Linked DNA regions of Homo sapiens: region 2 is linked to region 1. Evidence: chromatin loops called from intact Hi-C (ENCODE). Cell type or tissue: heart right ventricle. All regions are shown on one strand.

Region 1 (8,000 bases):
TTTGTTTCATCCCTAACAAAACTCAGTGAAGAAGATCAGTGCTAGGAAAATTGTTGGTCAGAGGATATGGCTGAATTCTAATTTAGTAAAAGGTATATGATCTCTGAGTTCTAGCAAAGGCAAAAAGGAGACAAGGCCATAGGAAAGAAAAATGTCACTTGTGTTTCTCTCAACTAATAGGATCATATAAAAATGAAATAGAGAATAAAAACACAGTGATGTTGATGGATTATGATAAGAATTGAGTTGAAAAAAATAAATGCTTTAAGTCATCCAATTCTCTAAATAACATTGGAAACCAAAGAGTCAAATGTGTTCAAGCTTATCTGCACCAAATCTGGAAATTGTTGGCAAGATTACTAACTGCAATTTCACGATGACATTACGGGGCCCCAAAAGCAATTCTGAAGACAGCTGGTCTCCTTGCAGAGATAATAGATTCAGACATAATCCAGGTTCCTTCAAAAGGTCAATTCAGGGGTCACAGCCAAGATCAAGTTTGTAATTGTTGCAATTTCACCTTCTGCAGCAGAGAGCATCAAGTCAGATGAGGCATTGCTTAAAGAGGAGCAATTTTCTCTATAAAGTTATTGTCATTAGTAGATCTTACAGGTAAGGTGACCAAGCCTTTATTCTTCTTGTAGTTCTAATTTTGTGCTACCATATCAAGTAGTAAATCACAAAATTTAACACTCTAAGCTATTACCATGTTGCCAGCTTTGCAACTTTGCAGTCCTACAAATACCAACTGAAAGACCCATTCATGGCAACATATCTCTTCTTTTCACACAAGAATATTTAGGGGAGTATGTTAGTGAATGCACTTCCTGGGCAACTCTTGCTGTTGGTTTGAGAAAGAGGTGTTCAAACTCTTGCCAATGCTGTGTAGAAGCAGAGCGAATGTTCTAGTCCTTGTGTGTCCTTGTGGTTAGGCTGGGAGACTGTAGCACAATTCTTGCTGACAAGGGTCTCCCTTGTCCATCCAGAAAGGAGGTATTTGCTATGGTCCTCAAGGCAAAATGGGAGGCTTTGCACCTGGAAAATCAAAAAGAAAACTTGTGATCAATTAGTTCAGCTTTCTTATATTATAGGTGGTAAAACTGAAAGCCAGGCTGTACAAATGACTTTCCCAAGATCAGACAGTTAATTAGTGGCTGGGCCCCATGTTAAGTCTTACATTCTGACCATTGTTCAACACTTCCCACTTTAATACATATGATGTGTATAATCATTCTGCCAACCACCATTTGCAGTGTGTGATAATAGAGGAAAGAGCTGTGTGGGGACAGATATCTGATGAGGGCTTGATGTTTCTTCTTTTTACTGTGCTAATTACCACAATTACTGTAACTATACCAAGAAGGGGTTTCTTAGAATAATCTTTATCCAGGGCCACAAAATATACATACTTTGGGAATCTGTATGATTACTGCCCACCGCCCCCCACCGCCCACCGATTCAATCAGTGAGGCCGAGCAATATCTGTGCTTTTCCATATCAATATTGTTAGTTTCTTTGCCACAAGTAGAGATGTGATAATTAGCAGATCCAAACGATAAAATGCAATTTTCAAATATTGCTAAAAACCAAATGTAGTAAAGTTTGCTACATTCTTATGAGCCAAACTTAACTGGAGAAGTAACAACACTCTGGTTTCTGTTGACCTACTTATGATTTGACATTTAAAAGGAAAGTAAAAAGAGTAGGATGCCCTGGGCTCAGAAGTCAAGGAGACACCAGTCTTTGATTCTCAATGTGGGGAACTGGATTTTCAATTGTCATTTGACTGCCTAATGGGTTGGGCAAAGACAGACTTGATTGGAATGGGCTTTCAGCTCTTTGTATGCGCCTGACATTGTTCATGACCACCAGGGCCTCTGTTCCCAGTCTAGTTTGAAAAAGCGTTCCCATCTCACAGTCAGTCATATCCATGATACAAGATATATATGTTTCTTCTGCAAAATACAACTCAAAAATGGCATATTTAGGTAAAAATAAACAAATACATAAACACATACATATCTACATACATACATTCAATTGAAAGCAAATAGTAATAGCCACTCTTGGAACCAGCTTCTCTTTGGAGTGTGGTTTCTGTGTTGACTATTGATTTGTGTTCTTGGGGAGAGTCAGATCCCAGCAGCCGGCCTCAGATGGCAAGTCAGTCTAATATGATTCCTTATTCTTCAGCACGTGACATTTGAAGACAGTGATATCTAATGAAGATTTCTTTCCTAAGCTGCCCCATTAAAAGAAAAGTGCCTACCAGCCAGTCAGCGTAGGTGCACAATTCCAAAGAAGTCTGAGGGATCTAGTTTGAGAGGCAACAACATGAAGGGGCCAGTAGGACCACCCATCCCCACTGTGATGTAAATAAGGGCAGGAGGACTGAAGCGCCTCTTGAACAGCCTGAATGAACCACCATCAGTGACTCTCCTAATTGTGTTTCTGCTAAACACTGGAGGGCCTCACTTTTCTCCTTTAATGTGAAGAAAGAAGGAAAAAAAAAATCTGCCCTGTCAAAGCCACACAAGGGAATTCTCTTAAAATAAACAGCTAAACTTAACGGCAGGCTTTTCTTTCCATGGAAATATTTTAAATGTATATAATGTTAGATGGCTGCTAAAAAAATGACAAGTGTCTGTTTTCATTAAACTCCCCAAGAGTATGGATCTAATTGACAGCCTTTCTGAGGCCCTGAGGAGCTTCCAGCTTCAGGGTTTCCATGGCAACGTGTCCCCACTGCTAGAGCTCTACTGCTCACAGTCATCATTTACAGGGACCCACATTTTAGACACTCCTTTAAGCTATCCAGGAACTTCACTATCCCAAAGGGTAACAAATTCAATTTTCCAAGCAGGTAAAACTTCCCACTTTGGGGCTAAGCTTCCACTTCCAATTTCTAAGAATTCTTTGTTCAATTTATGATTGAACAAAGATCAATTTGATATATTCATTTATGCATTTCTTTCTTTCAGTCTGGCTCTGTAGCATGCTTCTTGTACCTTTAAGGCTGTAGGTCTTAAACTTCATGGTTATCTTTCATCTTCTTCCAAAGGAGTAACATTGCACCAGAATCTGTCCCCCTGGGAAGTAACGCTTGCCATGACTAGTCATCTAAGTCACAACAAACTCCAGGCTCACCAGTCCCCAGGTAAGGTAGGGAGAGGTTAGAGGTAGGACTTCCACCTGAGTGCCTGGTCCCTGGGCTGATAGGAGCTGGCTGCATTCCAGCCCACTTTCCACTCACATGCCAGTCTGAGGGGCTGTGTCAGCCAAGAACGGTGCCCTTTTCTAATGCAAAGGGGAAGTGTGCAGACCTGACAGTATGTAACACACTCAGTGAACTTTATTTCATTTAGTCCTCAGAGCCTGATGACAGAGTTCTTATTAATCCTAAATTATATTGAGCAAAACCAAGGTTAAATACTACACTCAGGGCCATGCAGCTTATAAATGGCAAAGTCAAGATTTCAAATGAAGTAGGCCAACTCCCATACTCGAGTTCTCCCCAACACACTGGGCAATAGAGAAAAATATGCAGACTGTGAAAGCCCTGACCTTCTCAAAGCGGAAGGCCTGCCAGACACAGAAAAAGTGGGTTCTGCTATTAAAGCCATCCAATTAGAGGATTTTTTCTCACAGATTGCTACCTGCATAGGGCTCATTGGCATTTTAAAGTCAATTGTCCCTTATATGTGTATGGTGCCACCTTCTGGGCTGTGGCACACACAGGAGCCTCAGATTTCTCCAGTAAGAAGTGACAGCCACCCTGGTGGTTATTTGTACACAGTGCTCTGTGTTCAAACAAGATGGCTTGGATGTGCTAATGGATTCTTATCAGTTAATTGAATCAGACACTGCTCATTTACCTGGGCACCTCTGATGGGGTCTACAAACAGCCCTTCACAATCAAGATCTTCCCAAAATCACAGGGAGGACTGGATGGCTTCCCTCACACTGTTGTCCAACCACAGTGGGAAAGGAAAGTTCAGGTCTTGTATTCCCATGTGGGAAAACAAACAAATAAACAAAAACTTGTCAAGCACAGGGCAAGTGCAAGTTTAGGATTTGCTCAGTTTCATTCTGTTAATTGAAAAGTTTTCGTACAAGGGCTTTGTATTCATTATTTTAGTGAAGGAGGATTTTTTTTTATTTTAATTTTTATTTATTTATTTATTTTTGCGACAGAGTTTCGCCCTTGTTGCCCAGGCTGGAGTGCAATGACACGATATCGGCTCACTGCAACCTCCATCTCCCAGGTTCACACCATTCTCCTGCCTCAGCCTCCCGAGTAGCTGGGATTACAGGCATGTGCCACCATGCCCAGCTAATTTTGTATTTTTAGTAGAGACGGGGTTTCTCCACGTTGGTCAGGCTGGTCTCAAACTCCCGACCTCAGGTGATCCCCCGGCCTCGGCCTCACAAAGTGCTGGGATTACAGGCGTGTGCCACTGCGCCCAGCAGGATTTTTAAACATTAGAGAAATATGTAAGTGTGCATTCAGTGACTTAGTGAATTGGGGACATTCACCAGTAAGTAACTGGTCCTCCAAAATGAGGATGTGTAATCCTATGGCCAAAGGGCTGCTAATCACTGTGAATGACAGTTCAACCCCTCTGCTTGTAATTCACACATAACAGATAGTGATGAGGTTAAAGGCAAAAGGTCTACAGACACAGAGGTCAGTGTCCGGTGCTTTGATATATGACAGCTCAAATATAGCAGAGGAAAATTTTTCCTAAAAAAATTTTAAAAAGGAACAAGCCAGATTATTTCCCCCTCTCTCCTGGGAACATGGGCTTTATCCAGGCATTCTTCCAAAAATCCTATCTCCCCGACTTCTCCCAAGCAACTAAATCAGCTAGTCAAGAACATACTACAGGGTATGCTGTCTCCAGTTGGAAATCCCGGACATCAAACTACAGCCAAACAGGGGAAAGTATGGAAAGAGAAAGTACTTGCAGACTTAAAGCAGGAAAGCAAATATAATTCTCTCATTATTCATTCTTTCAACAAATATTTATTTGGTTTTTACTCTGTGCCAGACACTGGCAAAAGAGTAATAAACTAAATATTTCCATGGGACATACATACTGATAGGGAAAGACATAGTAAAGCAGAAAATCTTTGTGTCAGATGCTCATATGGGTTCGAAAGAAATAAAACAAGGTAATGAGCAAAGGGTTTTCCTTTTACACAGGGAGGCCTCAAAGGCCTGCTTGATGAGGTGGTATTTGACCAGAGGCTTGAAGTGAGGAAGCTGGCCATCATGCTATGCAAAGGGAGAGCGAAACTGCAGAAGACAGAGCTCATGCAAAGGCCCTGAGGTGCTCTCATGCCTGGCATCATTTGAGCCAAGCAAGGGAGCCAAGGGCTGAGAAAAGTGATCAACTACGTTGACTGGGATCCCTGCAAGGCAGACATTGAGAATGAGATTATCGTGCCAGCAATTTATTTAGAGAGTATTCTCAGGTCAATACACATAAAGAGAAAGGGGAAGAAATAAGACTGAACAAAAGAAGTTGGGCCATGATATAATTTCAACAGAGGACTCAGCTCCTCAAATTAGTATGGCTTTTCAGGGTTGTCTTGATTTTCGGCAAGGAGGCCAGGCTCCATGCCCATTCATCCCCCAGTTGTGGGATATATCTGCCCCAGGAAGTGGGCATGGCCTTGGAAGAAGCAGCTTTCTCCATCTGTAGGCAACTTTCACAGGGGCCTGACAGCCACAGAAAGTAATAATTTCAGCCCTAAAGTGGGATTTGGGCCACACATCACAGCATCCACTACACCAAGGGGGGATATGTAGACAGGGAAGGAAAGAAATACATCGGGTACCAAATTATTTCAAAACCGGGGATAGAGTCTGGGCATATCATGTGTAGTCATTGGAAAGTTTGAGGACACATATTTTCAATGGATTGTGCTAGCTGTTGGTTTGAGACTAGACTGCATGGGTGGGAAGTAGGGGTGGAAGGTTAAGAATAATGACATCATTGGCACAGAGCTTAAAGGAAACAAAAATTGCAAAAAGAGAATAAATTTTCAATAAGGGCAGCAAAGTCACCACAGTATGCCAGGTATCATTGGGGAGCCCCTGCCAGTGCACACAAATATGGAAAGAGAAAGCTGACAGCAGACCTAGACAGAGAAGACACAAGCACAGGACTCAGCCATTCACATCTGGAAAGACATAAAAACAAGGAGATTCTTTGATGCCTATGAATCAGAGTTTCAAACAAACTTCTTAGGATGTTTGGGGGCAAGAAAAATCAAGAGGATTAGAGTGTTCGAGGGTTCTTGGGAGCACTTACAAGGTAGATCATGGTGGTGTTCAGGAAAGGTGAAATTCATCAGAGAGCTGATAAGACAGAATGGAACATCCTTATGATTTAGCAGTGGTTCTCAGACTTGGGATGTATCACAACCACCTGGGGAACTTAATACAAAACAGAGAGGCCCAGGTACATTAACATAGAATAGGTCCTGGGCTTTGTATGTTTACTGAGTTTTCCTGGTGATGCTGACACCCACCAGAGTTAGAGAATGGCTGACTCCGAGAGTGCTGCAAAGTGCACCAGGAACCAATGGACTCCCCTACCTGGGAAACACCAATCCAAGGGTGCCATTCTCCTTTTGTTCCCATTCAAAATTGGTGTGCATTAATGCCCAGATATTACATGCAGCATTTCTGCCCTCTACCAGAAGAGGGATCATTAATTATTTACAAGATCCAGAGCCAAACTGGTAATCTCCTTGGTGAAAGGAACAGATGAGAAATGAGTTGCCAAGGGTTGGCAGCAGAGTCTCTGTTGACATAACCCAGGGACCCAGGGATTACACTCAGGGAAGAGATGGGAAAGCATATGTTCCAAGGCTTTTTAACAATTTCTTGGGGCAAAAAGTTAAATTAAATTAAATTAGATGGACCACAGATGCCTTCCAATCATAAAACTATTTTGGGGGCATGAAGTGAAAATTTCTTCTTATTCTTTGATAGAAAAATAAAACTCAAGCAATCATGATTCTAAGCAGAGGGGCTTGTAGCAGATCATACAAGCTTTCCTCACATTTTACAATTAAAGAAACTTCAAGGAACTGGAAAGTGGGCAACAGTCCACTCATCCTACCCATTCCTATGAAAAAGTAACACTCACACCTGCTGGTGCCACAGGTCTCAGGCTGCATAAATAAATTTTCCTGATAGGTTTCCAGTAATAGGAAGGCACCTTGTTTTTTTAATTGACAAAGGTGGGCGTGTATTAGTCAGGGTTCTCTAGAGAAACAGAACCAATAGGATGTCTATATGGTAGGCCTGCAGATACACAAAGATTCAACCAACTGTAAACCAAAAATATTCAGAAAAAAATAACAATAAAAATAACAATAGAATAATACATATAGAAAACAACAGCATATAACAACTATTTATATAGCATTTACAGTGTATTAAGTATTATAGGTAATTGAAGGTTATTTAAAGCATACAGAAAGATGCATGTAGGTTATATGAAAATACTACACATTTTTTTTTTTGAGATGGAGTATTGCTCTGTCACCCAGGCTGGAGTGCAGTGGCCCGATCTCAGCTAACTTCAACCTCCGCCTCCCAGGTTCAAGCGATTCTACTGCCTCAGCCTCCCAAGTAGCTGGGATCATAGGCATGTGCCGCCAAGCCCGGCTAAGTTTTTGTATTTTTAGTTGAGATGGGGTTTCACTGTGTTGGCCAGGAATGTCTTGATCTCCTGACCTCATGATCCACCCGCCTCGGCCTCCCAAAGTGCTGGGATTACAGGCATGAGCCACCGGGCCTGGCTACTACACCATTTTATATAAGGGATGAGCACCACAGATTTTGGCATCAGAGGGGGATCCTGGAACCAATCCTGCATAGATACCAAGGATGACTCTGAGTGTGTGTGTGTGTGCACGTGCACATGCGCGTGTGTGTAAAAAGAGATTTATTATTAGGAATTGGCTCACACGATTATGGA
Region 2 (8,000 bases), 62 kb after region 1:
AGCATTAATAGTATCACCCATTTGATAAGGCACACACCTGTGATCAGTGTCCAGGCTGTTATGGCCCCATCATCAGACGATGTGCTGGCCTCCACAGAGGCATGGCTCTCCACAGTCCTGGCAAAAACCAGGACTGCTGACTCACTAGACTGTAGCAGTTACTTCTGAATAACATCCCACTAAAGCCAAAAAAGGAGAGCTTATATGTTCATTCTCTCTACAGCAAGAGCCCTGTGAAAATTAATGAAGACTGAAATGGTCCATAAGAGTATAAGCAAAGTATATTAAAAACAATGGAAAGCAATGCCCTAAACTCTGACATGTCAAGTGAAGAGGTACTTCATAGCTTTCAATCCTTCTCCTAGACACTTGTATTCAGCACTTGGTAAGTGAGTAAATCGTCCTCACTTGAGAGTTCACTTAGTGACCTTCAGGGGGGATCCCTGAGAGCCAAGCCACCCTATGTTTGTCCTATTGTTAACACAAATAAAATGTACAGTAAGAATCATGAAAGAGTGATGTGTTTATGGCACAGATTGTGGTGATAATTTCACTGGTATATACTTATCTTCAAACTTGATCTTGTCATCAAGTTGTGTTTACATATGTACAGCTTCTTGTATGTCAGTTATTCCTCAATAAAATATTTTTTTATAAGATATTATTTGAAAAAAGAAAAAAGGTCTGGGACAGGCTCCAATGTAAGCATCAAGGTGATGCCAACACGATGCATCTGTCTGGCATGCCAGTGCAGCCAGTCTAAAAGGGGATGGGCCACTTTTCCCCTAGCAGAAATATCAGTACTGACATGACTGAACCAGAGAAGAAATCTCCCCAACTCCTAACACAAGGAAAGAAAAGAAGAAGATAGGAGAAGGACAGAGGAAATAAAGGAAGACAAGAGTAAAGACGAGAAAGAGGCAAGAGGAAGAAAAACATGAAAAGAAAATAGATTTTTATTTTTGATTAGGTCAAAATATAATTCTAAACCATCAAAATATGAGAATTCCCCTTCCTTATTTCTCTTTACTCATCCCATTGATCATCTTTCTTCTGTCTTTTTAACAACAAGTTTTTGACATTAATTTCTCTCCTTTGCTTTCTTTTGGGCTAAGTGTATCATGACCTGAATAATTTCCCATTGAAAGGCCTTTTGACTCTTATTTCCAGTCTAACATGCAAGAGCTTGGAAGTTGTCACTCACCTCTTTGCAAAAGAAAAACAGAAAAATCAACAAATCTTTGGTCAGTTGAGGAAACAGGGCAGATTGCTTTCCCCAGATCTGGAGATACAGGTGAATACAGAAAATTGGAGCTTATTAGGGGCAGAAACCACATGTGGAGCCTGTGGGTAGGAGCGCTTAAAGGGTAATTGACTAATTTCTTGAGGCTCAGTATGGAGTAACTTGAGAGATAAACCTCTTGGGGGCCCATGGGGTGGGGACATGTTCTTCAGTGTTATCTCCAGGAGCCCCACCAAGTTATCAGAGCAAGGATCAGAAAAAAAATCCCCTATACTTTAGACAGAGAGAGGGGAAAAGTAACCTTGTTTTTTTTTTGTTTTTTTTTGAGACAGAGTCTCACTCTGTCACCCAGGTTGGAATGCAGTAGCACGATCTCAGCTTACTGCAAGCGCCACCTCCCAGGTTAATGCCACTCTCCTGCCTCAGCCTCCCGAGTAGCTGGGACTACAGGCACCCACCACCACGCCCAGCTAATTTTTTGTATTTTTTAGTAGAGACAGGGTTTCACTGTGTTAGCCAGGATGGTCTCGATCTCCTGACCTCGTGATCCACCCACCTTGTCCTTCCAAAGTGCTGGGATTACAGGCGTGAGCCACTGCACCCGGCCAAAAGTAACCATTTTTAAATACACTCAGATCTTTCTGTTCTTGTTAACTAAGACCCAATCTCAAAAAGACCCGATTTTACCAGAGCCTAACCATCATGAGTTTTACCTAAGCCAAACCAACAATAGAAGTGGGAAATACCCAGCCATTTTGTTTCAACTAAGAGAGGAAGGGAGTGAGCTGGGAAGCACTTGGGAAGGTCACAGCACAGTAGCACAGGCCCACCAAAAGACTGATACTTGATCATAAGTAAACAGGCTCCCTCTACCCCAATACCTTACAACATTCTATATTCTCCTATATCATAACAGATTACTGTTGAAAAGAACTGCAAGGCTCAGACTCTATTCAAGAAGAAGTCTCTAGGGAAATTTGAAGACAACAGTAGAGACAAAAACAAAAGAGAATACTAAAGGAAATTTTAGCCTCTGACACCTATAACTATAACAAACAATAAATAAACAGTCTAACTGCTAGCCATATAAACATAAAATCTCATACTAACAGTTGATTTACCTTAGTTTCTTTTATCCAATGCATCAGGTACAGCTTTCAAAAAAAAAAAATTATAGGGCATGCTAAAAGGAAAAAAAATTAAAAAAGAAAAAAGTTCCAGTTCAATATGGCTGACTAGAAGTAGGTAGTGCATGCCTCTCTCACGGGAGCAAACAAAGTGACAAGTAAATACTAACTCTTCAAGTGGATCTTCTAAGAGATCACACTGGGATTCATCAGGGAAGTAACAGGACCCACAGAGAACAAAGAGGAGTGAAGCCAGGCAGCTGCTCACCCAGGACCAGCAGAGCTGAGGGAGGCTCCCTAATGTGGGAAAACAATGAGTGAATGAGAGACCCCCAACAAGAGATACACACCTTCATCATGGGCCTCCAGACAAACAAAGAGAGCTGCCTGGAGCCTGTGCAGAGGCAGAACTCAATCCCACATAGCACCAACTGTCACCACCCCACCAAGAAGGGAGGCCAGAAACTTTTGCACATCCCAAAAACAGATGCTGCAGCCACAGTACTGAGGAGCTTCTAGACTGTATCATTAAACTCCCCACCTGCACTTCTCCCTGCCAAGTGGGCCTTGCCAGCTTGGGACCCCAGAGCACCTGCCTCACCCCTGCCTGAACACTGTGGCTGCAGCTCTGCATTATTCTGAGATTGTAACTCCCAGAGGTCACAAGCCCTTTGGAATCACTGCCACTGCTGCCTCCTTCCTTGCCATCCCTGGGCCAAGGAGAGAACAGGGAGACAGGGCATTTTCTTAGTGCCTCCAGTGCAGATACTGTAGCTGAGGTGCAGAGGAGCAACAAGCAGACTATGCACCCGATGACTTCCCACCTCCATTGCTCCCTACCAAATGGGACTTGCTGGCTTCAGTGGCAGGCCCCTAATGCAGCCTTCTCACCCCTGTCTGAACACTATGGCTGATACTCAGCATTCTTCTGAGAGCCCAATTCTCAGAAGCCAGTGACAATTCTTCCACAGTTGCTGCTACCACTGCCTCTGCCTCACCACCCCAGGCAGGGAGGGAGTGGGGAAGCCTGGCACCTTTGTGTGCCCCTAACAGTGAAATCCAGCACTACATCTGCAGGAGGAAAGTGGGAGTGGACCACACACCCCACAGCTGCCAGTCTTCACTGTCCAGCTGAGGGGACCAGCCCTCCCCCATTGAAAGGCCCAGAGTACAGCCATCCTGATCCTGCCTAAACATTTCAGGTGCAGCCCACAGCCCTTCTGAAAGCCCAGCCCCAATAGCCCTGTGATCTGCCTTCAGGCACATCTCTCACCACCTGAGCATTTTGCCTACTTTTGCCTGAGAGTTCTGCTAGAGACCCAGAAACTAGCCTACCCCTCCCCATCTGAGCCAGCACCTGAACTCTGGGCTAACCTGACCCTGGTCCAGCCCCTTCCTGACTCATACACACCATCCAATGGGCCATCTAGGGCCCTGGGAAGTGGGGAACTACCTAGCCCATTCCAACACTGCTGGCACCTGGCCACTTCCCTCAGGGCCTGAGGTTGGACTGATCCAACCAATCAACACCACCTGCATGGGCCAAGAGGCAGAAGCCCTCCCTATAAAAGGCAGCAGCATTTCTGCAGCAGGTAAGCCATAAAACTATATCATGCTGAGTGAAGAGGTTCTACCCCAAAACCACTCCCATGGAGAGATTCAAGGACAGGCATTTATTTTCCAAGGTTCTCAGCTATATTGATTTCTAGAGATAGGATACAGTGTGCATCTGAACTGAAAGTCATGAACCCTGAGACAGGGATGTGAAAGAGAAACAGATTGCATTCCTGCCTATCTAGGAGATTGAGCCAGTGAGGCCCCCTCACACCCCTCCCCACAGAGACCTCAGCACATTTCCCCCAGCCATCCTCTTTAGGGCTGGTGACTGCTCTTGTCATTGGGGAATTTGTGGCCAAGCCAGAGAGTCCTCTGCCTCTGCTGAACAGGAAGCTCAGGACACCAGGCACTCCATTGTCTAGCCCATCACCTGAAACAACAGAAAGCACCTCACATTAAGCAAAGATTCCATAATTACCCATCTGCTTGTGGTGCACTTGGCTCTTACCTGCAGTGCCATCTACTGGCCTACGGATTGAACCACATAGCCCAATATAAACCTGCCCCCAGAAGTGCACAGAGTTATAGAAGCAAAGTCAAAAGAACCTACCAAACATACTCTATAGTCACACTCCCTAGGGAGGAGAGGAAAGGGAAAAAAAAAAAAAAGAAAAACAATATATATGCACAAAAATAATTTCAAAAGTTAGAAGTGGCAGTGACTCCAGAGAAGAGGGAACCAGTGTAAGAATCCCGGCACCATGAAAAATCTGAATGTTGTAACATCACCAAAGGTGGTGGACTGCAGATTTCCCAGCAGAAACCCACCAAAAGTGATGTCACTACACTAGCTCTCTAACAATGGACCGTAAATAAAATGGAAACTCAGAAATGACACATAAAAAATTCAAAGTATGGATTGCAAGGAAGCTCAAAGATGCCAAGAAGAGATTGACAGTCACCACAAACAAACTATGAAAGCAATCCAGGAAATGAAGGAAGAGATAAATTTTTTTTAAATCAATCATAACATCTGGAATTTAAAATTCACTTAAGAAATTTCAACATATAATTGAAAGCATTAACAATAAAGTAAACCAGGCAGAGGAAATAATTTCAGAGCTTGAAAAACAGTCTTTTGAATTAACACAATCAGACAGAAATAAGGGGAAAATAATTTTAAAGACTGTACAAAGCCTTTAGGAAATATGGGATTATGTAAAGTGACCAAACCTATGACTTATTGGCATTCCTGAGAGAGAAGAAAACATAAGCAACTTGGAAAACATATTTAAGAGAATAATTCAAGAAAATATTCTTAATATTGTTAGAGAGGTAGACATCCAGATAAAGGAACCCATAGAACACCTGTGACACACCATACAAAATGACAATTACCAAGGCGTACAGTCATCAGTCTATCCAAGGTCAACAATAAAGAAAAAGATCTTAAAGGCAACTGGAGAAAAGGGTCAAATCACCTACAAAGTAATACTGATCAGACAAACAGTAGAGTTTTCAACAGAAACCCTACATCCAGATAATATTGGTGGCCTATTTCTAGCCTCCTTAAAGAAAAAAAAAAGTGCCACCCAATAATTTTGCATCCTACCAAACTAAGCCTCATAAATAAAGGAGAAATAAGGTCTTTCCCAGAAAAGTAATTGCTAGAGAATTTGTTACCACTAGACCAGTCCTACAAGAAATGCTCAAAGGAGTTCTAAATATGGTAATGAAAGAATAATACCAAAAAAAAAGGACACATAAATACAAAGCTCACAGATCCCATAAAGCAAATTCACAATCAAAACTCCAAAACAACTAGCCAACAACACTACATTAGGAAGAAAACCTCACATATCAGTATTAACTCTGAATGTAAATGGTCTAAGTGCCCCACTTGAAGAACACAAAATGGCATATTGGATTTCTTAAAAAACTCAGCCACCTGTTGTCTGCAAGAGGCCCACCTACTGGCTAAAGACACATTCAGACTAAAAGTAAAAGGGTGGAAAAAGATATATGATGCAATTGGAAATACACATGAGCAGGAGTAGCCATTCTTAGATAGACTGTACACCAACAACAGTACAAAAAGACAAAGGAAAGCATTATATAAAAATAAAGGTTCAATAAAAGAAAAAATATTTAACTATCATAAATATATATGCATCCAACACTGTAGCACCAAGATGCATAGAACAAATACAACTAAGCCAAAGAATATAGACTGACAGCAATACAATAATAATAATACAATACAATACAATAATATAATATAATAATAATAATGAGGACTTCAACACCCCACTGCCGTCACTAGACTAATCATCAAAGCAGAAAAGCAACAAAGAAACTCTCGACGTAAACTGGACTACAGACCAAATGGACCTAATAGACATCTGTAAAACAATCTACCCAACAACCACAGAATATATATTCTTCTCATCTGTGCATGAAGCATTCCCCAAAATTTAGCATAGGCTTGACCATAAGACAAGTCTCAATAAATTTTTTAAAAAGTTAAAATTTCATCAAGTATCTTCTCAGACCACAATGGAATAAAATTAGAAATCAATACCAAGAGGAACCCTCAAAACTACACAAGTACATGGGAATGAAACAACTTGCTCCTGAATGACTTTTGGGTAAACAATGAAATTAAGGCAGAAATCAAAAAATTCTTTGAAATGAGTGAAAATAGAGATGCAACATGCTAAAACCTCTGGTATTCAGCAAAAAAAAATGCTAAGAGGAAAGTTTATGGCATTAAATGCCTACACCAAAAAGACAGAAAAATCTCAAATTAACAATCACACCTAAAGAAGTAGAAAAACAAGAACAAAACCCAAAAGTAGCAGAAGAAAATAAATAACAAAGATCAGAGCAAAGCTAAATGAAATTGAAACAAAAAAATGATATAAAGAATTAACAAAATGAAATATTGGTTCTTCCAAAGAATAGGCAAAATTGACAGACCACTAGCTAGACTAATCCCTCTCAAAAAAAAAAAAAAAAGGAACAATTTAAATAAGTACAATCAGGAATGATAAAGATGACATCACAACTGACACCAGAAAAACACAGATCATCAGAGACTATTATGAACACCTCTATACTCAAAAACTAGAAAATCTAGAAGAAGTGAAAAAAAATCCTTGAAACGTGTAACTTCCCAAGATGGAACCAGGAAAAAACAAAAGTCCTGAACAGACCAATAATAAATAATGAAATTAAATCATTAATTTTTTTAAATCCCCCTTAAAAATCCCAGGACCAGATGGATTCACAGCCAAAATTTTACCAGATATACAAAGAACAGCTGGCACCAATCTTACTGAAAGTATTCCAACAAATCAAACAGGATGGATTCCTCCCTAAATCTTTCTACCCAGTGACACCCTGATACCAAAATCTGGCAAGAACACAACAAAAAAAGAAAACAACAAGCCAGTATGCCTAATGAACACAGATGCAAAAATCCTCAGCAAAATACTAGCAAACTGAATCCAACAGCATATCAAAAAAATAATTCTCCATAATCAAGTGTGCTTAATTCCAGGGATACAAGGATGGTTCTGCATGTGCAAATTAACGATCTGCTACGCAGACAGAACTAAGAACAAAAATCACATGATCATCTCAATAGATGAAAAAAAAACCATTCAACAAAATCCAACATCCCTTCATCATAAAAACCCTCAACAAACTAGGCATCACAGGAACATACCTCAAATAATAAGACCCATATATGACAAATCCACAACCAACATCAGGCTGAATGAAAAAAAAAAGTGAAAACATTTCCCCTAAGAACAGGAACAAGAGAAATGTCCACTCTCACTACTTCAATACTCATAGTACTGGAAGTCCTAGCCAGAGAAATGAGACAAGAGAAAGAAATAAATCATAGATGACACAAACAAATGGGAAAACATCTCATTGTCATAGATTGGAAGAATCAATATTGTTAAAATGGTCATACTGCCCAAAGTGATCTACAGATTAAATGCTATTCCTATCAAATTACCAGTCTTTTCATACAGAATTAGAAAAAAATCCTAAAGTTGTTA

What was found. Peaks named below come from ENCODE experiments on the same cell type or tissue, not always from the same donor. Only the 100,000 strongest peaks of a DNase experiment are listed, where the experiment ranks them.
Region 2: it touches region 1 in a loop (4-fold over the local background); 8 of 110 quality-filtered maps call a loop at or near these places.

Annotation. Positions count from the first base shown.
Region 1 is chr10:84,841,566-84,849,565 of GRCh38, reverse strand. It overlaps LOC105378400 (a long non-coding RNA gene), which reads right to left and starts at 2,331. Exons shown (of 4, transcript XR_946150.2): 1 at 2,035-2,331; 2 at 365-1,035. In heart right ventricle, a CTCF peak has its summit at 3,728 (motif pointing left); no DNase peak of the experiment used is centred here.
Region 2 is chr10:84,779,929-84,787,928 of GRCh38, reverse strand. No RefSeq gene overlaps it. Among named protein-coding and RNA genes, the nearest start is that of LINC01519, 420 kb to the left of the region's middle. In heart right ventricle, a CTCF peak has its summit at 4,453 (motif pointing left); a DNase peak (open chromatin) is centred at 4,443.